Linked DNA regions of Homo sapiens: region 1 is linked to region 2. Evidence: chromatin loops called from intact Hi-C (ENCODE). Cell type or tissue: chondrocyte. All regions are shown on one strand. Links, peaks and the distances in the headings refer to the core of each region. The heading gives the core; the rest is flanking DNA. Region 1 overlaps RBM33 (RNA binding motif protein 33). Region 2 holds the start of EN2 (engrailed homeobox 2).

Region 1 (15,296 bases), core at 7,645-10,144, 310 kb before region 2:
CAGTGAAACAGAATAGCTAGAGAAAATAACTAACTACCAGCACATGATCCCTTGAAAATACTGAGGCACATGTGGCCATTTCATTTTAAAGCATGTCAAAGAGCTACAATGGAAGCAAACAGCTAAAAAACATCAGTGACTTGGAAAGTGTTTTAAAAAGTTACACTGTATATGAAATAACTGCTCTCCATTTTAATAACTATAGAATGTCTATCAGTAAACAAGACTAGCAGAGCTCTAAAAGAATACTCAAACACTCCCGAAAAAGGTGTCTTCCAGTGCTTCTACAACAGCGTTTACACAGAAATACAAAGGTTCAAGTCTCCAAATTCAAGGGCATCAAGAAGGCCTGCGCACAGGCTACCCCAGAAGCATCGGCCCTGGTCTAGGGACATCACTGAGACAGGCCAGCAATGAGGCAGCCCACTAGGCAGTAACGGAATTGGTCTGTTTTTTTCTGAAACAAGTTCAGTAAAATATCAGACTTTCTCCCTTCTTTCTGAAATAAAAAATGAATACAAAAGAAATTTGATAGTTTCACTTGTCATTAAGTTAACAGGAAAAGTAAAGCCCCACAACGTGGTCTCCTGGATACATTCTCAGCAATATGGCTTGCAATATGGCTTTCTGGACTTTGAAATTCCGCCTGTATTTCTTGACAGAGACCTGTTTTCTCTCCCAATCTGCCAGACTCATATTTCAGCATGCACCCCTTTTGTGTATTAGCCTGTGAATGATACTCAGTCACTGAAACAATAGAGCAACTTCCAAAGAGAAAATCCTATCTGTTCTGTTCCCAGGTAAGGGGCTGTGTGGAGTGAGTGTCACTTGTCCATCCCAGCCTAACCCTAACCCTAACCTAACCCGAACCTAAACCCTAACCCTAACCTAGGTTAGAGCTGCTGCAGCCGTGCCTCCGGGGTTCTCTCCGTTCTTCCGGCAACAGCACCAGCATGCTCAGTGCTCCAGGATCCTGGGGGGTTTAAACAACACTCAAAAGTGACTGAAACAGTTTCACACAACAGCTGCCAATACTGCAGCAGAGCTTACTGTGAGAACTACAATAATGGACCTTCTCTAAACTTATCTTGTCTAAAAATATAAAAATTCCTTCATTAAGAATGGATAAGGAAAATTTCATATATCATAAAACAATGATCAACATTCTGCAATTCACAGATAGAATCTGGATTTTGGAAGTACTATACTCAAGTGAGGGCCTGTCTCCACAAAAAAAAATCAAAAATTAGCCAGGCCCAGTGGTGTACACCTCTAGTCCTAGGTACTCAGAAGGCTGAGGCGGAAGGATCCCTTGAGCCCAGCAGGTGGAGGTTGCAGTGAATCATGATCACAGGATCATACCACTGCACTCCAGCCTGGGTGACAGAGCGAGACTCTGTCTCCCAAAAATAAAAAATAAAATAAAATAAGAAAAAAGAAAATATCATGCAGTTCTTTTGGGAAATAACATTTCTAGATATATGTGGTGACTTTATTTCCTTTGGGCAATTTCACAATGTGAAATGAGGGTATCAGGCTGCCAATCATACAATATTTGGTATCAGGTTTTACTTGTAATCTACGTAGCTTAAAAACCTCGATTTGATTGAGAAGCTATCCGTGAAGAAAGCATTAACTTCCAGTGAGATTCTTCAATCAGAGGAATGCCTTGGTTTTCAGTCACTCAACATAATGAACAAGCGTGCTGCCCTAAAATTTGCTTCCTGTCTACCCTCTCTCCTTACATTTTTGTACCTTCTTTCAGAAATAAACCCTGTTTTCTAGATACAAAATTGTAGAAATTGTCAATATTCAACCATTTTTGACCTACCAAAATGACAAGTATTCGTGATTTATTAGGAGCAGAGGAAAAGAAACTTTCCAGTGAAAGCTTAAAGACATGGTCGCCAGCTTCCACTGTGAAAATATACACGTCTACACACCTGAGCAACACGCTATCATAGAGTTAAAACTTTTCTTCACCCAGAACAAACCACAAGTTAGAATTTGTCTCAAGTCTACATACTGACCTATGTAAGGACCTCCTTCTTCACCCCCAGCCCCCACATAACGTACTGGCAGGGAGAGGGGAAAGCCTGGCACACCAGCTCTCACCCTGATTGGCTTTTCATTTTTCAGAGACATCTTCAGACAACTTCTGAGGAAATCTCACTGGGCTACTAAATAAGTAGCAAATGCAAGTTAAAAGAATACACTTCAGCTGGCAGCTTCACACATGTGTACCCAGCAATCCCATCCAGAACCGTAAGATCGAATCAACAACCATGCCACCTGGCAGCGAAAAGCTTCCATGTTGTTCAGAACCCGCCTCTTTTCCCCATGAAAAGTTCTTCCTCTTTTGAGGAAGAGTCTGTGCATGTGTGTACATGTCTGTGCATGGCTGTGGTTGTGTGTGTGCATGCATGTATAAAGATAACTAAAATGTTACAGGATTACAACTGATTCTGCAATCCTAAACACCAAGCTCTTTTTCTCCCTCTGGCCAACAATTCTAGCACCTTAAGGAATCACTTAAAGGAAAAAAAAAAAAAAAAAAAGGTATCAGCTGCTTTTAAACACAAGTCAAACTGCTTAAAATAGGCCCAATTTATAAATCATGAGAGATGTAAATTCTTGAGCCCCACCCTAGAGCAGAGTCTGACACTAGAGCGGGTGGGGGAGGCACTCCCTGGCAGGAAGGGCCGAGAGCCCCTGCAGAGCCTCAGTGAGCCTGCTAAGCATTTCTGTATGGAACGGTGTGCAGGACTGGCCCATGGGGCTCCCCTCTACACACAGGTCATTGTGTGACCAACCTCCTGTTGGAAATAGGGCGCCTGAAGCCTGCACACGATTCCAGCGGTGGGCTGAGTGGTAAAGAAAGGTTCACAACAGTGCTCTGGGCAACTCCAGCCCGCACCGAGTTTTCTGCCCCATTTCAAGTTTTCATCTATTATCATAACATGCTGGGTCTTCCTGGACACCAATTCTGGCACTTCCCCTGAATTTCAACGTTTGGGCTCTCCTGCACATCCCGGGCGCGTTGCTCCTTTTGCTCTGGTTTAATTTTAAAACGTCTCCTGACCTCTCCTTTTCCCTTTTCACTCCTGGTTGTCCCATCTTCCCTGTCTTACGCATGCTTCTCCTCTAAAGCACAGACAAGCTCTGTGTTCTCACACAGGTCTCTTCAATCCTCCTCCTCCTTTTGGAATGATTAACAACCGTGTTCTCAGAACCCTGTGGGAGAGCCTCCAGTTAACTAGCTTTTCCGTTGTGGCTTCCCATCATGTGCCCACACACATCTGTTCTTTAAGCCTGTGACGTGGGCTTTTCTGGAATCCGTGTCTGACACTGCTTAGTGTTTTCTTTCTCAATTGTCCAAACTTCAAAACAACTCAGCTGCTCACTCAAGATTCCAACATTTTCTACTTCACCAACCAGGCCTTCCTGCAGTCAGAACCAGACGTAAAGGGGCTGTCTTCTCGGTGATCCACTTTATCTTAGAAGCAGAAGCAGAATCAGTCAGTCAGACGCCGAGATGATCCCACCTTCCACCGAGTTCACAGGGCCTCCATGGTGGGCTGAGATCCGCTCTGCAAAGGGCAGATTCTTCTCTGAGCGGTACTCTCTACATTTCCATGCCTACCCCCAAATCAGCAGCGTCAGGGAGAGGCTTCTGCACTGCATCTCCGAGGGCTCTCCTCAGCAGCCTCTGGGGGACGGCAGCCCCCCTGGCCTTGGGAGCAAAGCTGACTCGGGAGAAGTCGGTCACTAGGGCCCAGCCAGGGAGGCTGTGCGCCCACTCCCCTTCTTCCCGCTGCTTTAATGTGCTTTCCCGCAAGAAACACAGATGACGGTTTCTTGCTTCTTTCAGTTCCTTCCAGATGACACCCAGGAAGAACGAAAGAGTTCCTATGTGGTTTATGAGTAGACAGAAAAAAAAAATATCTAGTCTTCGAAGAATCAAGTTCTTGTCAAGTTACAATTTCTGAAACATGGTTACAGTTCGAAACTTTTTGGAAGACCATCTTCTGGTTATGACATTTCTACGAAATCTTCTCATTCTTCCTCACTGAGTCTATAGATAAATGTCTTTGAAATGGACTTTCTGGAGAGGCTTATTAATGTAGTTTAAGGAAGTAAAACACTAATCTGAGAACAAAACTGGCTACCACATCACTGCTACACTGAGAAAAGTTCTCAAATTCCATGGGTTTAAAAAGTATAGTTAACATGCAGTGACAGCCGGGTGCGGTGGCTCACACCTGTAATCCCAGCACTTTGGGAGGCTGAGGCGGGCGGATCACGAGGTCAGGAGATCAAGACCATCCTGGCTAACACAGTGAAACCTCGTCTCTACTAAAAATACAAAAAATTAGCCAGGCGTGGCACGCGTCTGTAGTCCCAGCTACTCGCGAGGCTGAGGCAGGAGAATCGCTTGAACCCGGGAGGCGGAGGTTGCGGTGAGCCCAGATCGCACCACTGCATTCCAGCCTGGGCGACAGAGCGAGACTCCGTCTCCAAAAACAAAAACAAAAAATAACATGCAGTTACTAGAATCTTCTAAAATTAAAAGGCCCAAAGGAATGAATATAGGTCCTCCTGGTGTAGACACCACCTGGCATTACACCAGTGAACACTAGGTGGTGCCATATCCCAAAGAGACAGAGACTCGACACTATTCCAAAACATTTAGGATAAAAAATATTTGTGGCTCACGCCTGTAATCCCAGCACTCGAAGGAAATGGAAGCAAATGGAAGGAAAAAGAGACCATTTAAGAGGTCTATACAAACCCACGGTACAAAATGCAAAATTCAATTTAAAAGACAAGACAGAAATTAGCTGGTTTGGCAATGACTCCAAGCATATTCTCACAATGTAGGCTCTGAGCCTCACTCAATGCTGTGAGAAGCAAACAGTACTTGCTGTTCAGGTATGGATCTTGACAACTCGATCACACTCAAAAATATTCAAGAAAATGATCAAGACTACACAGGATGAAGCAAAGTCCACAAAAGTAGCAGGTGACATATGAAAACAACAGTGCAACCCTTCTGCCCACAGGGAAGTGCAGATCGCCCCAAAGACAGGAGGACCAGCAGGACACTGGGCCACACACGTGAGGCCTCGCCAAGCGCACCCATCTGTGGCTCACAACAGACTAGGCTCAGGGTTTTTTCATCTGGACTCACTGCTACACAGTTACTGGACCAGAATTCTCCATCACCATTTATTTTGAGAATCTCAGATTAGGATAACCACATTTTAATCCATCTAAAATGCTCTAGTGTCTACCGTGTTCCTGCAAATTAATCCAGATTATGATCAATTGTTTTGAAATATCCTTAAACATACACTGTACGCTTCTAATAGCTGATGAAGTATTCCTAACTGCACCACTAGGGAGCCCGCTCTATCACAAACAGAAGCCAAGGCTTTGGGTTAACTTTCCATTACTACACACCAATAAAAATGAAACCTATCTCCCCAGGAAGCCAGTAATGAAGATGGCAGCAATTAAACCCAAGTAACATGTATGTTTCTGGAAGAGTTTTCATCTATTCATTTTTAGGAACTGTCAACAGCAGATGGAGATCTAAAACATGTACATTAATTACCCGTATCAACCCTAGTGTTAACATGTTTCCAAATCCACCCATGAAGCTAGAGGCTGTAAGAGATTCTTGAAAGAAAGCACTTTGGACTCCTCAGAACTCTGACATGTACTCTGTGCATCCAAAAATGTCTTATTTCCAAAGTGCTCTGCCCCCAGACACACCAGATCCCACCACGGGACGCACGGTGCGTGGCAATGGCAACAATGGGCACCACAGGTGGCACCTGACGGGGAGGCCAGAAATCGGACTGAACAAGCAGGTAGCTTCTTCGCTGGGTCAGCCTACAGAGACCAGGAGTTTCCGTGGAAAACCCTGTTTCCAGTGGACCTGGAACTGTGTTCCTTTTCATGCATCTCATTTGCAGCCAGCTCAGCAGGCATGTTTCAGCATTAGAGTTAGCCAGCTTTAAATTAAGAGATGAAGATACAATCCAAGATACTGTCATATTTGTAAAATCTAAACCAAGTCACAGCTATTTAGCACATGAAGCTATTTCTGGAAAGCAAGGAAAAGAAGGCTAAATACTTTAAAATGTAATGTTATTACAAATAAAACAAGTCATTTGATAGAACAAAAAATTTTGTATGTATGTGTGCAAGTGTGAACCTTCTATGACAATTAAAAGGATCTCAAAGGATAATCTGTTCAGCTGGGGTATTTATTTCTTAAAATTTATAACTAAGAATCTGAAAATTTCAAAATAAACGTTTGAGGCAAATGTTCTGATACTAAGTATGCACAACAGGTTATTTGTCTTACTTCCCAAGTATTATTTTAATATGAAGTAGCCAACACAAAGGGCACTGTGTTTTAAATCAAGAAATGATTTTGTCTTGGGACACAACTACCCGTGGCACAGATGCCACCCCCAGGCGGCTACCTGAATGGGTCCCACTGACATCAGCAGGCTCTTCAGCTGGGCATCCGTGGTGGACGAGGACAGCCCCTCCACAGACACCACGCAGGGCTGGGGCTTGCACTCCACCACCCGCAGGTTCTGCTTGTTTGGCATCAGGCGCCCCCGGCCCATGGGACCGGCCACTCCTCTGCCTCGTCCGTGCATGATGGCCTGGTGACAACAAAGGAAATACATTCAGAGTTTCAAGCCTGAGCTTCTTCGATAGTCACTAAGATATAAAAGTGAACAAATAACTTAGAATCCATTAAAATATACCATGAGCTACAGGATTTTCTGTAGTTTTCTATCCACTATCAGAGAATGTTTTAATAGCTAAATGAGACAACTATATCCAGCAAGTTTAAGTGTAGGCGGAGGAAGAGGAGGGAGCTGACGAAGCCTGCACCTCTCCAGGGGCCACACGCTTGTGCTCGGTGGGCACTCTGTGTCATCATCATTCTGTGTAGATCAGGCACCCGTCAGGGCTGAGAAACTTGCTGCAAATGACAGTTCAGAATTTGGATCCTGTCCTGAGAGTCCCAGAGCCCCCATTTCTCCTAGTGTAGTATAGGCTGGTTTAAGCAGGACCTGCTGTGCACAGTGCTAAGTCCACCTTACAGTCACAACAAGCCACAGCATCATGTACCTGACTCCGCTGGCAGAGACTACATTTGCTACCCTGAAACCCTCCCAGGCAGATTCTGCAACCAGAAATTCAGCCGTGGCTGCACATTTCCATCGTCTGCAAGCTTTTCAAAAGAAACAAAACACAATTGTGACTGAGGACCCAGGCACTCCCCAAGTATGATTCTGCTGGTCTAAGGCGGGCCTAAGCATTATTATTTTTAAAAGCTGCCAAGGGTTCAAAACTACTGCTCAAGGAACTTTTAAAGAAGAGGAAACTGCTGAACTTTCCCACACTTTCTCCAGATTAGAAAGTCAGAGAGAACATATGTGCCCAATGTAGCCTAGGACAGCGGTGAAGCGCAGAAGGCAGGGTGGTGATGGACGGCACTAGGTTTCCAGATGGCCTACCCGAATCCTGTTGGGGAGTTCGGGCAGAATGCAAAAGTGGCCTCCCAGTCCATCACAGAGAAAGGCAGAAAGTTAGGTGGAAACTGGAATAGAACCTCAGGACTTGAGTGTGCACGCACACAAAAGGAAACGAAGAGAAAACCTCCACATTTCTTAGTACTCTGAAGAAGGCAGCAAAACTATGCCTGTGAATTAAGTTTTAAAACAGTTGCAAGGGGTTATTTCAAGAGAAACCACACTGGAAAATGCACATGAGAAGTTGCAAGTTACAGTTACCCTGGCTGGAAATCAGTAGTAACTAACTAGTCTTCTGTTCTAACTAGAGTAAGTTATGATATTAACAATAATATCTCTAACAAATGCCTACTTATATACACCAGGCACCAGGTTTTTTTAAATGCATCTTCTTATAAGATGCTCAGAATTGCTTAAGTAAGATAGGAAACATCATGACCCTCAGTCACAGGAGCATTTACATTTAAGTTGAAGAAACTCAAGTGTGCTGTGCGTGTGCGCGTTATGGAGGGTGTTTCTAAGGCCTTTCTCATCATATATTCAGGGATGGCACCTGAAGGAAGAAAATTCAGACCACAGCGATCTTTAAAGAAATCCATCACTTTAACACTGGCGTTATCACTGAATCTGTCTACACATCTGTTTTCTAGTACAAAATGGAATTTTGTTTGCTCTCATATCATGAAGTGTTTATGAGATAAGACGAAGTAACTTAAGTACTTCAAAAGGAGCCAGAATAGTCTTAATAGTGACACTACTTCTAAAGTGACGAGATGACGAGGGAGAATGAGCGGGCAGACTTGCCGTTCTCCAGAGCGCAAAGCAGGGCTGCGCCCAGGTCTCCCTCTGCATAGCTCCACCCAACAGGTGCTACTGGCTTCTGCACCAAGAGGGCACTTCACTCTCAAGACTCTGGGGAGCCAGAAAGATGCCTCACTAGAAGCTGAGGGGAAGGGCGCTCTGTCACTTGCGTACGTGACAGGATGTGCTCCCAGTGCACAGACGGCCACTCCAACAGAAAGGGGGATGGGGAGCACCCTTGCTTCCTGCCTCACAGCCTGAGCTCAGAGAAGCTCCTTCCAATCCCCAGGGTTAAGGGAAGGATTAAGCAGCTGGGAACTGTGGCCTAGAGCAAGTTACTTCATTTCTAAAGACCTCAGTTTCCCCTGTCTCAACTGGGGCCATGAGCATGCACTTGATTTCACATTTGTAAAATTTCTGGTGAGTCAGTGAACACAGGAAGGAAAGCATGCTGACACGCAGCAGCAGGCGCTGTCCCGAGAGCACAGCAGATGCTGCTGGGTCGACAGTTCAGAGCGGCAGGAAGCAATCGCACTCCTGGCTGGCTGCGGGTGCTCTTCTGGGTTTGCTCTGTGAAATAAGTCAGGAGAGGAAAAGGCTTTGGTGAAAATGTTAACGCGTTTTCAAAGCCAGAACAAAGGAAATGATGGTTCACTTATGAATGTGAGTACTACTGTGTGCCATGCGCTACAAATTAGAGCACGTCTGAACACTGCCTCACACCGGCCTTCGCGTTTCCAGGGCTGCGTGCGAGGCAACAAGCAGTACCTTCTTCGCCGGGTGAATTCCTTGGATGCTTTTGATCCCTGGAGGGACAGGCGAGTGTGCGTGGGGCCCCGCTGGCAGATGTGGGGGCTGCTGGAGGCCCCCCCTGGTCAGCGTCACCTTGCGGGCAGGCTGTGGTCCCACTTCCGGAGGCTGGGGAAGCCGCTGGGGCTGGCCTTCTGGGTGAAAAAAGCCATCGCTCTCTCCTCCCTGCTGAAACCAAGAAGGCAGCACGTTGTTCAGTGTCTGCTCCACCAAAAGCTCCTCCCCAGCATTAGGAAGCCCACCTCAGCCAGTGTTCACCCACAAAGCAAAACCATTTCAAACAAGTGTGACTCGAAACTTGTCATTTCACTAGAGCCAGTAAGGACATTTCTCATTGGAGAGTGGTCAGGTTCTAACAATATGTTTGAAATTTCAAACACTAAGATGCCCTTTAATTACTATATTCATATAAGAGATCTGCGATTAAAATAAATGTTGTCGAATTCCGTGAAATACTGGTTATTTTCAAAATACTTCATATCCAACACGCATTTTCACTTTCAGCATGCATTATTCACTTTCAAGAGCATTCTTGTTAAAATGTACAGTTTGCATGAGCAGTGGTTTTAAACTCTTAACTCCTATTCCAACCTACCCTAAGAAGGCAATGAGCCCAACTCCTGCTGGTTGCGACTGTAAGTCTTCCAAACCCATCACGGCGCCTTCCACCCCCTGTGGATACGTGAACTTCAAATACTCTGACCTCTCCAATGCAGTGCTCTGAAGCGCCGAAGAGCATCACAAAATACTGGCTAGAAACTTCCCTTCCTTCTGCTGAGTTACAAGTGCCATTAGCAACTACAGAGTACGTGGATTTCCAAGAAGCGCATTTACTCTACGAAGAACCTTAGAAATATCAGGAATCTTATCTTTTGTGTTTTATTAACAGTCTGTTCATCGATCAGGAGGCACGTACACCTTGGAACTGCACCACCAATGTTGTTCATACGTCCAGGCAGCATAAACATGTCTTAGGGTGGTGCCTATCAGCTGCTTTCAGTACTGAGTAGTCTTTTTCCCAAAGAACAGCTGAAGGCTGGGAAAGAACAGCAAGGACGGCAGACACCGCCCTGATGAATTATGTCAGGATGGATGCTTGGACTTGAAAAGGAAGACGGAGGCTTTTATTAGCACGAGGCCCACTCTCAACATCGACAGGGAGGGAGTGTCAGTCACGGGATAGTAAACCCTCCCCACAGGGTGCTTAGCTGTGCCAGTGTCTCCAGGGGCAACCTGGTCAACCAGCTCAGAAGCAGCCCACATATCCTTGTGTCCCGCTCTTCCTACCAAACGTTATCTTGTGGAGACCAAACGGAACAAAGGGCTCTGCAAAAAGAAGGAACATGGGATTGGGGCAAGATGGATGTAGCTTGTTTCTGCTAAGACTGTACAAAGAAACAGGGACTCAAGAAAAGATGAGATGAAAAATGTCACACAGGAATACGTGGCATGAAAATGTCTGCAAATCTTCTCTCTCCAAAACAAGTGTAAGCTGGACAAAATTTTCCAAAACAACATTTGAGGACTCTGGAAATCAAAGAAAATGAAAAGAATGGAGAAGCACTTATTCCTGAGCTGTGAGGACAGTGCAGTGTGTGGCAGCTCCATCAGCACAGAGCCGAAACTCAGTAAGGCCTGAAGTTCCCCAGCAGCACTGGCCATACAGCACCCTCAGAGGGAAAGGCACAGGGAAGCCCATGGGTCTGTGGGCCTCTGGTCATGGTTCAGTTTGGAACAGGCAGCACACCAGCCAGAAATCTGAGAAACCTAATGAGGAAATTCCAGAACGGAAAGTGCTAGAGAAGGCCTAGATGGGCTCTCCCCACATGGCTGCCTGGGAAGCCCCAACCCACACACAGATAACTGGCCATGGGGGGCCATGCAGGGTCCAGAGACCTGAGCACAAGCTCATCCCAGGCGCTGGCTGGCCACTAAGCTACGCAGCAGTCGGGTCAACCCCTAGGAAGCTAGGCTGAGAAATAAAAATAATACAAACACTGAACAAAAAATATTTAAACTGAATGGAAACAAAAATACAACACATCAAAATTCAGGGGCTGCAACTTAAGCAATGACATCAAAAAGGAAAAACATCTAAAATCAGTCATTTGAGTTTCTACCTCAAGAAGCTAGTCCCCCGTCCTCAAAAAAGGAAATCAAACCCAAGTAGAAGGAAGGAAAATGATAAAGATGACAGCGAAAAGCAACGGCATGGTAAACAGAAAAAAGACAATCTGTGAAACCAAAAGTTGGTATTTTGAGATCAGCAAAAAATTGATGCTCCTTTAAGGATACTGACCAAGAAAAAAGGAAAGAAGATGAATTACCAAAATAAGGAAACAAAGAGGGATCACCGCAATGGACCCTAAGAAATTTAAAAAACATTACAAGCAACTTTACATCAACACACTAGACAATTTACATGAAATGAGCAAATTCAACGAGACACAAGTACCAAAACTGACCGAAAGAGAAAATACGAATAGAACTCTAAGAAGTAAAGACAATGAATTAAAAACCATTCACAAAGAAAAACAAAGACCCAAATAGCTTCACCAGTAAGTTTTACCAAATATTTAAGGAAGAAAGACTACCAAGCTTACGCAATCTCTTTCAGAAAACAGAAAAGGCAGAAGCACTTCCCCACTCATTCTTTGGGCCTGGTATTACCCTAATACAAGGCCAAAGGCATCAAAAGAGAAGACAACTGCAAAAGAATATTCCTCATAAACATACATGAAAAAAAATCCCCAACAGAATATTAGCAGACTAAATCTAGCAACACGGAAAAGGGATCACACCTCATGACCAGGTAAGATTCATCCCAGAAGCGCAGGGCTGGTTTAACACCCCCCCGGTTAACCAAGGGAACACACTACACAAAGGAAAGGACCGTGTGTATATCTGCTATCGTCCAGCCAGGGCTGCGGGTGACTGAGCCAGATGGGTTCTCCCACCTAACGCTCTATGACTCTACCATTTGAATTATCATCGCCTGAAACGTGCGATCTTACTGGGAGTCGCTCCTGTCTTACAGGGGCTACCCCCAACCCCCACATGAAAATGGAAGCACTGTGAAAAGGCAGACCGCTCGCAAAATCCAAAGTCAGGCTGGTAGTTTGTGCCTCTTAAATCTTCTCCACAAGGTCTTCTACCCAAGGTGTGAGTAGGTATCCCACCAGGCAGGGAGGGCCTATACTGAGTACACAATTTTTCAGTCTGTATCTTAAAAAACTATGTGAATTCTCTCTAGTTTTATACATGCTTGAAATTTTCTATACTAAAAAGTTTTAAAATTTAAAAATATATACCACATACCCTCATCTTTCATGAGAACCAGTGACCATTAATTTATCCAAAATCCTATTGCAATGTTGTTGCCTGACAGTACAATCTTAGTATGAGATTCATAAATTCACTATGCACGTGTTCAGCTGTACTGCCACTGAAAACATTCCTCCTCTTTACAAGCGCGAACACTTCACACCAACCTCCAGGTCCCATGAGGGCCCATGTTAGGTGGAGGGGACATCAGACCACTCAGTTCTCCACACAACTCAGCAACCCAACAGTCTTACTGACTGTGATTCTCCAACTTCTACCCTTTCCACTAACGTGGGCAAATGCATGGACTGTGGAAGGTTTGCTCTCTAAGAAGGACTTCCATCGTATGAACTTAAGCAATCTAAATCAGCTCCCTGGTAGCTTAACCAACTAGGTCTCCAAGGATGCCGACCACAACATTTGCTGTCTTGTAAGTGCTTGAGAGAAGCCAGTGGTTTAGACCCCAGTGAATCTCTTGTTCAGCTTACCAAAATGTCTCATGCACACAGAAGGCACTGAAATATTTAGTGAATAGATCAGTAAATAGTTGCCTGTACTTTTTAAAGTTAAGTAGTTCTGAATGTGCTAAGAGAGATTATAGCATCAGAATACTAGGTTACAGCCACTGTCAATCAGTACACACCTATTTACTACACCACTAAGATAATAAAAGGCCAACTTTCAGCCCAGCAACATGAAGTGTCACGTGGCAGAAAGAGAGGCGACAGTACCTTTGGCCTGGAGGGAACGATGTTCACAGAACATGACGGACAGCAAGACGAATGCTCTGGCCGGTTTCCCTGGCAATCCAAAGCTTGAAACAAGATGGTCTAGAGAGGAAACTTTAACAACAATAGGTGGCACCAAAAGGAGGATGTTATTATTTGCATGTTGTAAGGTATACAATGTGTATGTGTACTTGGGTGATAAACACATAACACTGTAGTAATTTGATAATTTTTAAACTGTGCTTTGGGAGGCCGAGGCGGGTGGATCACGAGGTCAGGAGATCGAGACCATCCTGGCTAACACGGTGAAACCCCGTCTCTACTAAAAATACAAAAAAAATTAGCCGGGCGCGGTGGCGGGCGCCTGTAGTCCCAGCTACTCAGGAGGCTGAGGCAGGAGAATGGCGTGAACCCGGGAGGCGGAGCTTGCAGTGAGCCGAGATCGCACCACTGCACTCCAGCCTGGGAGACAGAGCGAGACTCCATCTCAAAAAAAAAAAAAAAAAAAAGAACATAAACATTGAGTCAATAAATACCCCGAATAAGAAAAAGTTCTCTTCATCATTATTTTGGGTAAGAGACTGGTGAAAATTTATGTCTGGTGACATTAACGTCAGATAAGAACTCTGAAAAATAAATTTCTAAACTTTTATTTTCCATTGAAGGAAAGTTTATTTTTTAAGTAGGCTTGATCTCTATTTAAAGTTCAGAAATACAGGTATTACAAAAAGCCTTTCTCTTCCTCATCTGTTTCAAAAAAACTAAAATTTCCTTATGCAGATCTTGTAACATAAAGAAAGGGTCCTGATGTGATGGTGTCATACCTCGTTGACGACTTTCTAAGAAATGGCCTGAAAAGACAGGAATAAGGCCTGTGATGAGACAGTCCCTGCAGACAGAGACCTCACCTCCTAGTGCCACCTCTGCTCATTCCGTGGGGCCGGGTGGGCCTTCCTGGGCCTGCCGCTGCACCCCTCCCTGCTTGGGAAGCTCTTGGGCCCAGACTGACAGACTCTTCGGTCCCAGTGGCAGGTTGGGATGCAGCTACTTGGTTTTTCTTCCCAGTGGGTCTGGCTCTCGGTGGTCTCTTGCTTCCTGGAGGCATGTGCACCACAGTGTCCTCAGGGCAGGCAGACACCAGAAGACACAGAAAGTGGGGTGCTTCAGAGTCTTGTGATGCCGACTACCCAACTTTCAAGGAAAGACTCTTCCTACAAACCTGCTCAGCAGAAAGAAGCCCTGCCTGGGTAAGCTCTGGAGCTGCTTATATCCAAGACAAGTTTTTGTACCTTATACAGCAGGGGTCCCCAACCCTCACTACCAGTCTGTGGCCTGTTAGGAACTGAGCTGCATGCACCGCAGGAGGTGAGCAGCAGGCAGGCAAGCATTACTGCCTAAGCTCCGCCTCCTGTCGGATCAGCAGCGGCATTCTCACGGGAGCATGAATCCTACTGTGAACTGCCCACGCGAGGGATCTAGGTTGCCAGCTCCTTATAAGACTCTAATGTCTGATGATCTGAGGTGCAACAATTTCATCCTGAAACCATTCCCCACCGCCAACCCCAGTCCACGGAAAAACTGTCTTCCAAGAAACCAGTCCCTGGTGCCAGTAAGGTTGGGGACCCTGTTATATAGCAACAAATGATATCATAAAACTTTATAATGGAAATTTTCAAGGCACTCCTGGGATCTTAATCATCAAGAGTTTTGGTATTATTCAATATATTCACTTAGTACTGGCAGTGAAATAATCCATAGCTCATATCTGTTGAATGTCTACAACAGGACAAGAAAGGTACTAGGGTCCGTACAGACATTGTTTTCCTTCAGTCCTCCTGATGGAGTTTTGGTATTTTGTCCCTCCCCAAATCTTCTGTTGAAATGTATCCCCAGTGCTGGAGGTGGGGCTTAGTGGGAGGTGTTTGGATCATGGGGCGGATGACTGTGAATGGCTTAGGCCATCCCCTTGGTGATAAGCAAGCTCTGAGTTCACAAAAGATCTGGCCATTCAGAGTGCATGGCACATGCCCCGCCCCCCACCCCACACCACCATGCTCCTGCTTTTGCC
Region 2 (15,296 bases), core at 2,222-4,721:
CTTGTGCTCTCTCCAGGAGACAGGCCTGGAGAAAGAGGATCTGTGGGCACCACCTCAGGAGCACCAAGGGCAGCTTTTAAAGCAACCCATAGGCAGGCTCACCACCCATGAGAGCACACACCCTATACTTGGGCACCCACCCCATGCACACGTACACACTCAGTGCCTGTCTTGCTCACGCCCAGGGCTCCAGGCCAGTGGGCCTGGCTTTGGTAGGGGTAGGTGCAGATTTGGAGATGGGGTTGGCCCTCCGGAACGGTGGTGGGGGATGGGGCACAAGGCTCCAGGAGAGGCCCCAGCCTCCTGCTCCCAGAGCCCATCTCTGTCTGGGTTTCCAACCACTCCCTTCCCCAGAACTCTACCCCCAAACTCTTCTGGTCCTGGGGCTCTTGTTAATGCACTCATGAAGCAGCCCGCAAAAGGACACCATTTTATGGCAATAAATTTCCCTAAAATAATAATTTTTAGGTTTTTTTCTTGATTTTCTTTCAAAAGACAAATACTTAGGAGTCTCAGAAACAGAATCAAACCTCCCCAAGAAAACTCTCTCTCCCCTTTCTTTCGGAGAAACCAAAGAACAGAAACATTATCTTGCAGGGATATTTTAAAGCCCATGAAGATAGGCGACTTGGGCTGGGCTGAGCTGGGCCGGGCCAGGCCGGGCCGGGCGGTGCTGCCCAGCTCCCGGGCCGTTGGGGGCTGGCTCAGCGAACTCCCGCGCCGCACAAAGCCCGGCCGAGTCTCCTCGCCCGGCATTGTGAGCCTGTATGTTAATTAAATATTAACAAAGGAGGAAGACGAGAACAATGGAGCAAATTTCAGATCTAGCTGAGAAATCTGAATTTCATCAGAAATATGCACGCATAGTTCTGCGGGATGGCGGCCCAAGGGTTGGCTCACTCCTGCTGTGATCTGGGCAAATGACCCCCGCAAAATAGTTGAGGGTTTGGGGGCAGCGGGGATCCGCTGCCAGCTCGGGGTCAAACAGTCCACTTCTAATGGCGGTTCCCAGCCGCAGACCCGCATGGAATGCAGTTGATGATTTCTACAAGGACATGGACTTAGTTTTTTAAAATCGCAGATCTATGAAAAAATATATCCAGCATCTCTGCAGGGCCCCTGCGAATGCTGCCTCTTTCCCATCAGCAGCCCCCAGGAAACCCTGAGAGAAGGTCCTTTCTATTTGGGGATGGCAGGTGCCGGGAGGGACGGCTGCCTCCCTTGTCCTCGCTGTGTGCAGGAAGGGGGCTGAGCCCCACCACTGCGGGCTGGCGCTGGCAAACAAAGTGGAGCCAAGGGGAAAGGGCGCCTTTATTTTCCTCCTTCCCTGTGTGCATCCTCCTGAGTCCCACCGGTCAGCGCAGGCCCGAGGGGCAGAAGGCAGAGCGGCAAAGGGCCTCGCCTTTTCTTCCCCGAGCACAGCCGGGATAACCGGATGGTAGGACAAGTCTGGGGTGGGCTGGGGCATGCGTCCCCGGCCTGGCCTGAGTTGGAAGATCGTAGGGAAGGGGATGAGAGTGTGCACTTCCGGGCCCATCTTCCAGCCACCACGTTCCCACCAAAAAAAACTACAGTGGGGGAGACATGGGCTAGGGGCTGGGAAGAGATGCGCCAAGGCGGGGTGGAAGACAGAGAGGGGAGACAGGGAGAGAGGAAGGAGAGAGAGAGACAGAGAAAGAAAGAAGGTCCCTTCTGCGGTCCTAAGAAGTCTGTACCCCCTAGCGAATCAGTCCTGCCGCTGGACTCCTGGCCGCTGCCCGGGCCGGCGTCAGCTTCACACAATGTCGCGTGAGTCTTTGTGCGTGTGCGCGGGGGAGGTTCGAGATGTTTTCCTCCCGGTAAGTTCCCGCGCCAGCACCGCCCCCCAGCTCCGCGGGCCTCCCCGCGGCGAGCCGGGACGCGTGGTCCCCGCGGGCTCACCTGAAGAAGGCCGGTCCGAGTAGCGCGTACAGTAGACCCACGCCGGCCAGAGCATGGGCTGCGCGCCCAGGTTGGCGCCGGCTTGCGAGCTGTCCGAGTCCGAGCTCACCGACAGGTCGCCGCCGCCCAAGCCGCGGGCCTTGAGCGACCCGTCCAGGGGGCCGCCGGGGTCGCCGCCTTTCTTGGCGCCACCGTGCAGCGAGAGCGTCTTGGAGCCGCCTTCCCCGTCACCCGGAGAGTCGCTGCCGGCGGCTGGGAGCGGCCCGCCCGCGCCGGGCGCACATGGCGGGTTCTGCCGGGGCTCTCGGGAGCCCGAGCCCAAGAGCTGCTCCGAGCCGCCCGCGCCGCCGCCTCCCTCCGCACCGCTCGCGCCGCCTTCGCCGCCGGCTCCGCCGCCCCTTCCTCCTCCCGCGCCCGCACAGCAGGTCCCCGCGTCCTTTCGCCGGCCGAACTCGGGCCGCAGGATGTTGTCGATGAAGAAGTTGGTGATGCGGTGCGGGTGCTGGTGGTTGCCGGGCGCCTGCAGGACCGCGGGCAGCATCAGAGCCCGCCGGCGCCCGGTGTCCGCTTCGCCCGGGCTGCTACCGCCGCCGCCGCCCGAGCCGCCGCCGGGGCTGGATTCCGGCTGCCGCTGTCCCTCCACCGCCGCCGCTGCTTCGCCAGGCTTGGGGTCATTCTCCTCCATGCTGTTCACAGTAAATCCCACACTGGTTCTCCGGGGACGCCCTTCCAAATCAGCCTTCGGCCCTCCCGCGGCGCACACGGAGACCCCCGCGCCCCCACCCCGCCGAGTCTTCCGAGGGCGTGCGCGGCGGCCGCGGCCAGGGCTGAGGTCCTACAAGTCGCCGGCCGCGCTCGGCGCGGAGCCACCTTTGAATCCACGAACTGGGTTAGAAACACCACGAGCCGCCCCGCTCGCCCAGACGATGAGAGATTCAACAGAGCCAAGTCCTCGACTTCGCCGCGCAGCCGGGGTCTAGACAGTCGCAGTGGTCCGGCGGGGACGCGGGCCGCCTCCCGGGCTCCCCGCTCCTCTCCGCGTCCGGCCGCCTCGGGCTCCGGCGCCGCCGCCTGGGCCGCCCGGGGCGAGAGCTGCGCGCATGCAGGCAGCGCGTTCCCCGGCGCTCACGCCCGCCCGGGCCGGCTCCGGCCGCCGCCGCCGCCCGGCCGTCCCCGCCCGCACGCCCTAGCCGGCCCTCGAGGGTGCCGGGCGCCCGCGGTCAGCGCGCCCGCCACCGCCCGCACGCACATGGAGGCCCCCTCCTCGCGGCCGCCGCCCCGCTGCGGGCCGGGGCGCCCCACCGGCGTGCGGCCGCGCCCCCGCCGAGCCCCGCAGAGCTCCGCGGCCCGAGTCGCATGGGTGAGAGACGCGAGGCCAGGGCCCGGCCGGGCCGGGCTGGGCCGCCCGCGCTCCCCGGCCGTCCGCCGCCCTCGCCGCCTCGGCCTCCGCGCGGGCTCGGAAATTTCCAGGCCACTCGGCGCAACCTGAGACACTTTCACTCTGGATTTTTGTTCTTATTTTTAACAGAGCCCCCTCGAGTGACGTCGCAGGCCGGTCTCCTGGACACGTGCCTCGGGCCAATGGCCGCGGCGCCGCGCGCCCACGTGACGCTCCGGCCGCCGCTGGGTGACAGGAGCAGCCCGCCGCCCCTCCTCCCCTTAAAGCGGCCGCGTCCCCCGCTCCGGGTGCGGGAGCCCAGGAACCCGGAGAGACCCCCGACCGCGTCTCCTGCGCTCGCCCGCGCTTTCCCTGTCGCTTCGCGGTTCAGGGGTGTGAGTCACCCGGCGACAGCCCCGCCAGGTCACCCCGGGGCGCGTAGGTGGACACGCACAGGAAGATCGCTATTTTTAAGATTTCCATATTGTTTACCGTGGGGCGAAATCCCACAATTCCTTGCACAAAATGCATAAATAATATTAAATGAGCTGCCGAGATACAAAGGGACTTTTGTGGTCCGCTTTCCTTGCTGATGGAGAGGAATAGTGTCACTCCCATTTGACTCGGTAACCCGGCAGCTTCCTGTCTTAAACGCAGAGCTGGCGCGCAGGACACTCCTCCTGCAGACACTTATTGTAAGTGTGCGTGTGTGTGCGTGTGCAGGGAGGCGCGTGCATACGGCCGCATTCCACCCGGGGACAGCGACCCTCATGAAACATGCTTAGCGATCCGAAAGAGCGGGGGAATGCAGTATGCGGCTCCATTTGCGAAGGGAGAAATCCAGGAGCCTCGGAGGTTCTAAAGGAATCCTTTTTGCCAAGGAGAGGAGGGGTGACTGTTCAGCTAAGACTTCAAAACCAAGTCGCCCGCCCCCCTCTAACTTCTCTACTCTGATTGAGGAGCTCCCAGACCGGTCATCTCGTTTTCTTTGTTTTAAAATCCTTTAAACTAATTTTGCCGGAGAGCAGGGCCCATTTGAAACGAGAATTAGGAATCCAACGGCAAGGGTGGGAGCCCCAGTTGGTTTCTCCCCTCCTCTCTCTTCATCTTTTCTAGACTTTCCTTCCAGCTGTTGTCAGAATGTCCAACTGGAAGTTCTGTTTCCTCTTCTCTTCCCCCTCCTCCCTCGGGCTCCTTCCCATTTGCTCTTGTCTACCCACCAAACACCCGTTGTTACCCCAGGCTCGCCTGTCCATCATTTAAAATGCATTTTTATGGAAATGTGTGAATTCCTGGAAACATCCGATAGGGCAGCTCTGGGGGTGCGGGAGCATTTGCACGCCATGAGTACCCTCAGTGCGGGGGAGGCGGGGAGGCCGCAGCCTGGCACGGACACCCTAGGGCTGATTGGCCCTGGGCAGCTGCACCGTGCTCAGCAACCCAGACCCCCGCAGAGGCAGCCAGCAGGTTGCTGCCAGGCCCTGAGTGAACTTGGGGAGTCTGGCAAGCATCTCCGAGGCAGCGTGGCCTGCCAGGCCACCTGGGGCCTGAAGGTTGCACCCTGGCCTTGCGAAGCTCCTTCCCCAGTGTCCATCCCACGTGCTGTCCTTCCCCTGCAGGCTTCAGAGTGCTGGCTGGGCTGGGATGAGAAACGACAGTTCCCACAGCTGCTCCCAGGAAAATTACCCCCCCACCCAGGACGGGAATGGTGGGGGAGGAGGTGCTGGGCTGGCCTCCTGGCCACTGGACGTGGCTCTGGTCAGAGTGTGCCCTCTGTCCGGTGTGTCTAGGGCAGGGTGGGGAAGCCTCTTCTCGCTGGGGCTGGATTCCTCCACTTTTTCTTCATTGGAGGAGTCCTTACCAAATGTTCTGGCTAGGCACACATCTGCCAGGGGTCCTCCCCGAGTCTCAAAAAATCAAACCCCACAGTCTACCTGCCCCCCGGGAAAATAGGGCTGGTGAGAGTTTGTGGGAAGTCTTATTGACGCTTACTTGGTTTTTTGGGGGGAGAATTTTCTGCAACTCTGGAAACTCTGATGATCACCAGTCAGGAAAGGGAGGGTCCAACGACTCTGGGTCTCCTGAACATGATATTGGGGGGAGGAGGGGCCCTGAGCTCTTTGGTTCCTGCAAAACCATCCCAGGTTAATGGCTCCACCTGTCCCATGAAAGCCAATTAGGCGGCTTCCTGAGAAGTATTTTCTGAATTCTTGGGACTCTTTGCCTCTGACTGCCTCAGTATAAATGGCCCCAAGACGCTGGGCTTCAGCCCTGTGCTTTCCTGCGACCCAGACCCCAATTCGTGGCTGCAACAGAGACTCTGGGAAGCAGAGCGTCACCTCCAGGGCGCCTGGCGGGCCGGTGGGCAGAGACCTGCCCTCGCAGGGTCTGCGGGCTGGGCCCTGGGGTTGGCTGGAGGAAGAGGAATTCGTGGGTCGCTCTCCTGGAAAGGAGGAAGGTGAGAGGTGGAGGGAGGAATAGGAGAAAGAGAAATAAATGAAGAGAGAGATAACTAGAGGGTACCGGGCCCCCCAGAGTGGACCCAAACACGAAACAACTCTGGGAAAGCGGTAAGAGGGGTCACCGTTCAAAGGGCCGGGGAAGCTGGGATGGGGCTGCAGAAAGTTGAGCTGCCCAGGGGCTGGGCGGTGCTGAGTTCTATACACACGGAACTCCGCAAGGTGTTTCAGGAAGCTTCGAGAAGCGCGCATGAGGACCGGCCTCGGCCGCCTGCCCCAGCTGGGACGGCGCCTCGCGCTTTCTGGGGATGCGGGGCAGTGGCGTGTCTCTCCTCTGCGATGCCAGCCCCGGCTGCCGCGCTCCCGCGAGCCCAGAGCCTCCGCTTTCTCCCCCGAACGACCGCCGCCCTCAAGGTCGGCCTTTCTGTGCGGATCAGACGAGCCCTCTCCGGACATTAGTTTCTCCCGGGATGGAAAGTGGGGCACTGACCCGGGAACCCCGTTTTCCCTCTAGCTTCACCCAGGAATCGGAGAGCGCCCGCGACCACCCGCTTGCGGAGGACGGTCCTCCATATTTCTCAGGCTCGCTGCACAAAGAGGGGCCTCGGAGAGGGCGAGCAGGAAAGCAGCTTCCAGACGCCGTGCGCTTCAGGACACGGACGCTAGTTTTGCAAACAAAACCTCAGTGAAGCGCCCCGGAGACACCGGGCGCCCGGATGCCGAGCCAGGCTCCCGTTTTTATCTGAAAACGAGGCCAGAGAAGGGTGACTTTTCCGGCCCCTCTGCGTCCCCTCCACTCGCCTCGCTTCTCTAGCTTGACGTGGTGACACTTGGAAAAATGGACTCAATGAAAGCCGTTCGCTCGCGGCGGTCTCGTTACTCGCGGGGCAGAGACGCCCAACAATCCCTGAGAGCGAGATCTCCACCTCAGCCAAAGCAGGCCTGGCCAGCCCTGCGCCCTCGGCTGGGAGCCGAGCCCCGCAGCCAAGCCCCAGGCGCCGGGCGGGGAATTGGGGCCGATAGGAGAGCAACACCTTCCCCGGGGCGAGCAGAGAGCCACCGTCGGCTCCTGGGGCTGACGTTCCGACCCGGCCTGTAGACAAAGGCCGAAACGAAGGGGCGCGGGGAGCAGGGGTGGGGCGGGCGGGGCCAACGGGCGGACATTGCGTGTCTGCGCTCTCCTCTGGGCGAAGGAGGACCGGCCTACAGGCCCACCGGGCGAGCTCGGGGACGGGGTCTGGGAGGCTGGGTCTAGGGTCTGAGACTTCTTCAGAATAACCCCCGGAAGGAGGGGGTTAAATGCGGCAGCGGCGGGCCTGAAAAGGGCCAGGAGCGTCGTAGGAACTGGGGTGCACAGGCCCTCGCGTGCCCAGCGCTTCGCCTTTCCCCGCCCCAGGCCTGCCAGGGGCGCGCGTGGCGCGGGCAGAGCCTGGTGGGTGGGTTGGCGCGGACAGAAGCTCTGCCGGGGAGCGGGGAGGGGGGGGCAGTCGCATTGCACGTCCTGGTTCTGCCCCGATCGCTGGAGAAGCGCCTGTGCTGAGCCCAAGCTCCCTAGGTGTTGGGGAAGCAGAGTGGGCCAGGAGCCGACTGGGGACCGCCCTTCTGTCCTGACTTGATACTTAGCCCAGGCTCGCCCGGGGAGGGGGGCGGCTGGGGGCAGGTGGGCAGATCTCCAGAGCTGGCGTGTAAAGATGCAGAAACTGTCCCTCACCTGGTTTCTCTGGAAAGCAGCTGCTTCTGAAGGAGAATCTGAAGGATGGCTCTACTTGTGCTAGTAACCCCCACACCTAAACCAGGTCCTCTGTGCCCGCTCCCCCTTCCGGCTCTCCAGCGCCAGGGGAGCCTTATTCTGGGTGACCTGCCTTCCCAAGAATCGCCTTTCCTTGGCAGCTCCCTGCCTGCTCTCTTGTCCTGTTTTACTGCTGTTCTTATTCCTATAAAATTTGGACTCCTGTGGAAGGTGGGCCCACTTCCACTCAAGGCCCACCCCTGAGACTCCCCAGACAGACCTGCACTCTGGAGTCTCCCGGGAGCCCTGGGAGGGGCAGGTTTGGGAGCACAGACTGTTTCACCACCTAATGCCTGGACTCTTATGAAAATGCCCCCTCAAAATCACAGCAACCCAGAAGAAAGTGGCACCTCTCAAATAATCCAGTCAAATAAGTAAAATTAGTTTGGCAAAGGAATTTGAAGAATGGCACCCAAGGCTTGAGCTGGCTAAGCCTACCAAAACAGGAAGGAAAACACAGAAAAGGATAATGAGCCTTGAAGTACACTAGCCACCTTCTCCAGCCTTGCGACCATTCACAGATGGAAGAAATTCTAGTATGTATCCACTGCCTTCCTTTTGACCTTTGGAAAGAAAACAAGATGTTCAAAAGGAACCCCTGAAACACCAGCCCCACCTCACAGAGGCTGACATTTTCTTTTCTTCTATTCTTTCCCCAAAGGCTACAAGTAATCACAGAGAGGCTAGTGTAGCTTAAACTCTTATACAGTGACTTCCCAGCATTTTTGGAAATAGGATTTGCGTAGCTAGAGGTTTACAGAATTTTAGGCAAGTACAATCTAGATTTAACTCAAACCATCTGGATCCAGCCCAGCCAAACTACCTACAGCTTGTTAGATGATAACTCATTAGTCTAGGTTTCACGTGAGGAAGAAAATATCTAAACAACCACTCCCGCTCTTAAATATCACAACTGAATCATGCTTAACCAGGAGAACTCAATTAGTTTATATACTGGCTAAGCTGGGGGAAATATATTTTTAAAAACATATGTTTAAGTTAAAGTCATGAACTGATTTCTTTTTTCATTCATCAAATATAAATAAAGATATATAGTTTTATATAAAAAGGCAACTAAATTGCGAATTAAATTCAAACATTTCCTCTACTTAGTTAAATGATTGATCAGTTCCTCTGAGTTCAACAAAGTTGGCCGTTTCTTTAGCACGAGCATCTTTAATTGACATACATGCTTACATGTATGGTATGGGGGGATCCCTGTACCCAATCAATCCCTGTGTTGAGTATAGAAGCTTGTGTGAAGCGTGGCGACCTTTTACAAGCACAAAGCCTCAGTAGTGACCTTCGTGGACTCACACGCGGAGGGGCACTGTGTCATCTCTGCATCATGGACTCCTGCCTCTAGCCTTGTCCAAGGCCCAAACCACCTTTCCGGGGGATGCCGTCCAGTCTCACTCCCACCAGGGATGGGGACCTGCTGTCCACCTTTGGACGCACTCCCATCCTTTCCCTCTCATCCCAGCACTTCTGGTTCCACTTAAAGAAAAGCTCAGTAGAACAAGATTTCTCAGTTAGGGCACATTATAGAAGTGCTCTGTTTCTCCTCTAAAAAACTCCTCTTTTCCTCTCGGAAACTCACTCAAATATTCCAGCCCTCTCCAGAAAGGCTGTGCTATAGTTTATGTTATGGAGTTGCAGGGTTTTGTGTGTCTCACATCAGTTAATCCCCTAAGACACAACAGCCTCTGTGATGACGGCAAAGTTGAGCAACTCGACACCATTTGGAGCATTAACACAGGCTGGGAGGAAGAAACGGGATACGCGCGAAGATTTCCCACGTTTGGAGCGAATGCCCTAGAATTCCTCGGGATTTACACCTCCCCGTCTACCAGGAAGGAGAAATGCGAGCTGTTCTCATTCACTGCCTGCTTTTAGTTCTCTGTTCGCACTGCCAGGGCTAATTTTGGCCGCGGCGCAACATTTGGGTTACAGATGTTAGGGGGCCGCGCCTAGGGGGAAGCGGGACTCTGAGCTCTGCCAGCCCCGGCCAGAAAGTTTGGTACTAAGGCGCTGGGCACGCTCCCAGGACAAAGTGCGGGTTCCCCAAAAGAGGAAGGTCGGGCGGCACTTAGGGTTTTCTGTCTTGTTTGCAGACACAAGTTCATCTGCACCTCGTGCAAAGCAGCCCTGAAAGCTCAGGCTTGAAGACAAAATGTGGAGCCCAGGCTCCTTCGATTGAAAACCTCTCTACGAGGACACTCTCCGCAGTGGGCGGCCAGAAAGGATTTCGGATCAAGATCCGCAGAGTGGTGAGCATCTCCCAGGGTCCGGGGCTGAACTGACTGCAGGCTGGTAGCCCTTCGGCCCGGAGGAGAATCTCCTTTCTGCAGAAACTACCCCTGGAAAACAAAACCGAGCGAAAAGAAGGGCAATGCGGGTCTGCGCGGAAGGGAGCTCCCTTCCCGGGGAAGGAGGCGCCTCGCGGTGGCACACTCGCCGGCGGGATGTAGGTAGGGGCAGACTAGGGTGAGAAGGGGGACTTGCGGAACACGGGTCTCCCGCGGGTCCGAGGGACAGGGTGCAGGCGCATTCCAGGCACCTAGGGCAGTCCAGTCTGCTCTGCGGAGCGGGAGCCGGCCCCAGGCTCTCCACATCTCCCAGGAATCCAGAAGCTCGACTGCGGGACAGTTGTGTCGATGGGGACCCCCCCAGCTGGATTTTCATTCCACTTGCTCCCTTGATCGAGTGCTCACGCCCGGCAGGAGCTGGCTGTGCGCCGCCCCGGGTGGGTGGAGGTGCGTGGGGCTCGGGCCTTGGCTCGCTTGGGTGTGTCCCAGTCTTTTTCCTCCAGAATTAAAGGCCTCTGCAGGGCGCAGAGCCCCTCTCCCCCTCTCCTAACTCTCCTCCCCACCTCGCCGCGGCCTAAGCTAAGATGAGGTGAGCTTCCAGGGCTGTGTCCCTAGGAGGCCCCGAGCACTTTTCCTCCGAGGGTCGAAGAAATCAGGTCCCCTCTCTTTCCCCAGCGCCCTCTGAGGAAGCCGCGAACCTCTGAGCGAGCGTGGTTTTACTGGGGATTCCTAGCGACCTGCCCTGTGCCCAGCGACGCCCCAAGGGGAGAGGAGCTCTGTGGAGGGGCGGTGTGGGGGTGGGTGTCTACACTACATCCTCTGGCTCGGAGCAGGACCCGGTGATGCGCCCTGGCCGAGCTCCTGTCTCCTAGGAATGCGGGTGCCTCGGGCCCTGTCGGGACCCTTGGTTCGACCGGAGGGCCCGGGAGTGGGAGCCTGGATCCAACAGGCACCCGGATCCAGGAGTCAGACTCCTTGGTTCCGAACGTTTCTTCCGGAGCGAAAGCTTGCTCCCCCTTCCCCCAAGTCCCTCGCGGGCTGGGAGGTGAAGGGAGCGACAGAAGCCGGGCCTCCTCCGCAGCGCCCAACGCCCCGGGCTCTCCGGGTCCCGGGACGTGGCTCGGGTGCGTGGAGGGACGGCTGGGGGCGCAGATTTGTGAATGAACCTCGGAGCTCTTTGCAGCTCACAGATCAGAGGCTGCGATCGCCCCACCGACGTGGTCCAATGAGCCGCCGCAATAAGCTCTGAGCGACGAAACGGAGGCACGGCCTGGACTCTGCGGCACCGCGCTGCGCAGGGCCGGACGGGGGAGGGGCTGAGCCACTGCAGCAACTTCAAAGCCTGTGTCGGGGCTCAGCAATGGGTGGGCTCTCCCCGGGCCGCACGGTTCTCAAGGGCCTCCCCCGACCCCCACCGCCACCCCGTCGGAACGCCCAGAGGCGTTCCCAGCCCAAGTGATGGAGACTCTGACTCCCAGTTGTCTCCGCGCCCTCCGCTTGCGCGTCCTTGGCGTCTCCCCCGGGACCCGGGGGGCGATCACATTCTGAGACCTAATCCGGTTACTTCCGGGCGTGGGTCTCCACCGCCTCCCGGGCTGGCTGGACTCGCTTCCTAAGTAGCTGTCTCATTCACCATTCGCCGCCAGCTCCCCTTTCAAAATTCAAGTCTTCGGCTGCCTCCCTGTCGCTCTCCGCTCTCCGCTCTCCGCTCTCCGTGCGAGGGGAGGGGAGGGGGAGGAAGGAGCGGACACCCATGTGTGCCCGGGAGGGGCCCGCACCGCCTCCCCGCTCCCTCAGCAGAGGCCCTGGGCCCCCTCTTCAGAGGGAAATCGGTGAGCAGACACTAAGTGACGCGAGCCCCGGCCCCTTCCCCGCCGGGGGATCTCCGTGCGTTCCAGAAGCGCACCTGGAAGCAATTCTCCTCGCGTAACCGTCGCCTCCTAAGCATCTCCAGCATCTTCACATCTCCTAAACATCTGCACAATTCTGCGCTGTTTTCTGGAGGACCTCGGAGACGGGGAGGGGACGATGGGGTGCCGTGGGGGCAGGGAAGGAGAGAGGTCAGGGGTTACGCAGGATTACGGCTCGGCTCGGTGACCCTTCTCATCCTCCGTGGCCCAGGGAGGGGATCTGTAGCGAGGGCTCCAGACCTCTTTTGCAAAACCGAACTCTGGGGGAGGGCTTGCGTCCCATGAAGCACGGGGAAGGTCTAAATGACGAACACCCACGAGCGGCCGGGAGCGGAAGATGGCAGGATCGACGGGCCCGGGAGGGAAGATGGGCGTGCGTCTCCAGTGACCATGGCACGAGGCGGCGTCCTGCTCCGCACCACGCTACAACCCAACCAGGCCTCCGCCCCTCCGCGCTTGAACAGGGCGGGTCCACCCGGGCGGCGAGCTCGAGCTCAGCGCAGCCTCAGCCCGGCGCCTCCCTCCCGCTTGCTGGGGAAGAGGTGGGAAACCCTCTCCGCCGCGCCCTGGCTCCCACCGCAGGCCTCCGAGAATAAACTCTCTCAGGGAGACTGAACTGTCCCCACCCTCTGTCCCAGCCTCAAGAGGGACTTCCTGAAAATATGGCAGCCAAGAATAGGGTGAAAATGTAAGCCTGAGGTTTCCTTCTCCACCTCCCCCTGCTCCCTGCTCCTTCACCTCCACACTTCCCACCAGCCCAGAGGGGTCCAGCTGTAACCACCACCACCGCCACCTCTACGGTGCTGACGACTGTCACCATTTCCTTCCAGTTCCAGCTGCCTCCTGGATGCCTCCACTGGAAGGCTGACGAGCACCTTCAATTTCACGTGTTCACTTCAGAGCACCCCCGATCCCGCTACCCCTGCTGCCCTGATCTGCGCCTTCCCAGTTTCTCCCAGTCACCCAGCTGGCCACCCCCCAGGAGACATCCCTGATCCCTCATTTTCTCTCTAGAGCCACCTCCTGTCCCTTAGCAAGGCCTGCTGGCTCTGCCTCCACGTCTTTTCCACAGCTCCCCCATACTCCTGCGTCCTCCACCAGCCCCCAAGCCCTTTCCCCCTCCACCTGCAGGGTTGCATGGCCTCCTAACCAGCTCTCCACCTCACACATGTGCCCTGTGGTCCACCGCTCTCCCTACAACAGAGTAAGCTTCAGCTCAGACCTACCCTTGGTCAAAACCAGTGGTTTCCATGTGCATGAGAATTAGACACATCCTTACAATGTCCTTCAAGGCACAATGAAATCCACCAGCCACCTCCCTCACCTGAGGTTCTAAGTCTAGTTTTGCCAGTTCTTGAGCCTCCAAGCCATGGCCACCTCAGGGGAGCTCTTTTCCTTTGGTCCTGACTCTTTGTTCATCTGGTACATTCTTTCTCCATATCTTTGGGCACAGACTGTTCCCCAGAGAAGGGTCACATGATCTAAAATGACTCCCTAATCCAGGTGTGTTCCCCACAGCACTTATGGCTACTTGCAGTTGTAAAGGTGTTGGTGCGTTTATTATTGGTCTCTCATCTAGAACATACCTTCCAGAGGGCAGGGCCTCGTCTTCCTGGCTGTACCCCCAGTCCTGCTAAAGGGACTGGCACACAGTAACATGAAGCCAGTGCTCCCAGACTTTTTGGTCACAGGACTGCTTTATGCTCTTAGAAATTTACTGAGCCCCCCAAAGAGCTTTTGTATATAGCAACGGATAGATTTAGATGTCTATCCGGTGATTTGCGCAGTATGATGAAATGGTAATGTTTTAAATATATTGATTAATTGATTCATTTACAATGACAATAAAAACCCACTTCATGTTTACTTAACATATTTTAATGAACACTTATTCTATTCCCCCAAACAAAAAAAAATTAGTCTGGAGAGTGGTGTACATGTTTGCACCCCTCTTTAATATCTGGCTTAATAGAAGATAGTTGGATTCTCATTTTTGTTTGTGCAATCCATTATTTTGGTTCAAGTATATGAAGAAAATGCAACCTGTCACAGATATGCAGTTGAAAACTGGAGGAGTATTTTATTAGCCTTGGCAGATAATTGTGAACATTTTTCCTTGATATTACCCCCAAATTCAACAAATGGTGGTTTCTTAAAGGTTGGTTGCAATGTGGAATCTGAAACCATGTCAATGAACATTTCATACTCTATTACATTAAAATCCATTTATCTGTCTTGCACTTTGAATGGCTCTTTTGCCCACAAAATATTTCCTTCCTTCCTTCCTTCCTCCTCCCTCCCTCCCTCCCTCCCTCCCTCCCTCCCTCCCTCCCTCCTTCCCCTTTTCCTTCCCCTTCCCCTTCCCTTCCCTTCCCTTTCTTTTTGACAGAGTCTCTCTCTGTCACCCAGGCTAGAGTGCAGTGATACAATCTCTGCTCACTGCAACCTTGCTTCCTGGGTTCAAGTGATTCTCCTGCCTCAGCCTCCCCAGAAGCTGGGATTACAGGTGCATGCCACCACACCCAGTTAATTTTTTGTATTTTTAGTAGAGATGGGGTTTCACCATGTTGGCCAGGCTGGTTTCAAACTCCTGACCTCAAGTAACCCACCTGCCTCAGCCTGCAAAATATTTCATGCCACTGTATATTGGTCATTTGGAAAATATTGGTTCACTGAGTTATGCAGGTCTTCCAAATGTCGAACTATTTCCTTAAACAGTATCACAAAATCACATTTGTTAATATCACCACTAATCTTATTGGAAAACTCTTTAAATTTGGGAGGTTGTCTGACTCATGATGTTGGATACAAGTTTTCAAGAATTTTAATTTTCACTTAAAAACTCACATTTTACCTTTAGTGGTAAATACTACTTTCCTCAACACGACAGGGTAGTTTCATTTATTTTTGCAAAGGTGTCTGTCAAAGACCTAAGTCTCAATAACCATGATTTGTCTGTTGGGTGCCGTTCCATGTAAAATGAGGCTCCATGAAAAAGCGGGCTCAGTCAGCTCATGGCTGTAGCCCGCCCGTCCTTTTCCTCGATGGCCGCTGTTCTTCTGTATGACAGCTCCCCCTTTCTTCACCCAGAATATTGAAAAGACATGTGCTCCAGAGCTGAGCTTTAATAAAACTATTTTTTTTTCACTGTTTCTTCAAGAACATTCTTAAGTAAAACCTGCATTTGAAAAAAAAAAAAAAACCTGTGAGTGTGTGGCTGTGAAGAGCACAATGTCTGCTACCAATGGCCAATAACAACCTTTAATGGCCTTCATCCATGTGGAGCTGGACTCACTGGTTTAACGGCCTTCATCCATGTGGAGCTGGACTCACTGGTTTAACGGCCTTCATCCATGTGGAGCTGGGCTCACTGGTTTAACGGCCTTCATCCCTGTGGAGCTGGGCTCACTGGTTCAACGGCCTTCATCCACGTGGAGCTGGGCTCACTGGTTTAACGGCCTTCATCCCTGTGGAGCTGGACTCACTGGTTCAACGGCCTTCATCCATGTGGAGCTGGACTCACTGGTTTAA

Evidence for each region. Hi-C counts contacts between places; a loop is a spot of excess contacts. Peaks named below come from ENCODE experiments on the same cell type or tissue, not always from the same donor. Only the 100,000 strongest peaks of a DNase experiment are listed, where the experiment ranks them.
Region 1: a loop joins it to region 2, with 2.3 times the contacts of the local background. A loop is called at or near these places in 3 of 110 quality-filtered maps.

Annotation. Positions count from the first base shown.
Region 1 is chr7:155,757,857-155,773,152 of GRCh38, reverse strand. RBM33 (RNA binding motif protein 33) reads right to left here. Exons shown (of 18, transcript NM_053043.3): 15 at 9,135-9,341; 16 at 6,498-6,686. Among named protein-coding and RNA genes, the nearest start is that of SHH, 47 kb to the left of the region's middle. RefSeq lists a silencer at 4,538-4,731 and enhancers at 9,095-9,254, 14,444-14,738. In chondrocyte, for the core only: a CTCF peak has its summit at 9,113; no DNase peak of the experiment used is centred there.
Region 2 is chr7:155,445,687-155,460,982 of GRCh38, reverse strand. EN2 (engrailed homeobox 2) reads right to left here and starts at 2,854. Exons shown (of 2, transcript NM_001427.4): 1 at 1,921-2,854. The coding sequence starts at 2,605. EN2-DT (EN2 divergent transcript) reads left to right here and starts at 3,865. Exons shown (of 3, transcript NR_186580.1): 1 at 3,865-3,993; 2 at 9,661-9,816. RefSeq lists enhancers at 3,201-4,192, 6,116-6,641, 6,642-7,167. In chondrocyte, for the core only: no CTCF peak of the experiment used is centred there; no DNase peak of the experiment used is centred there.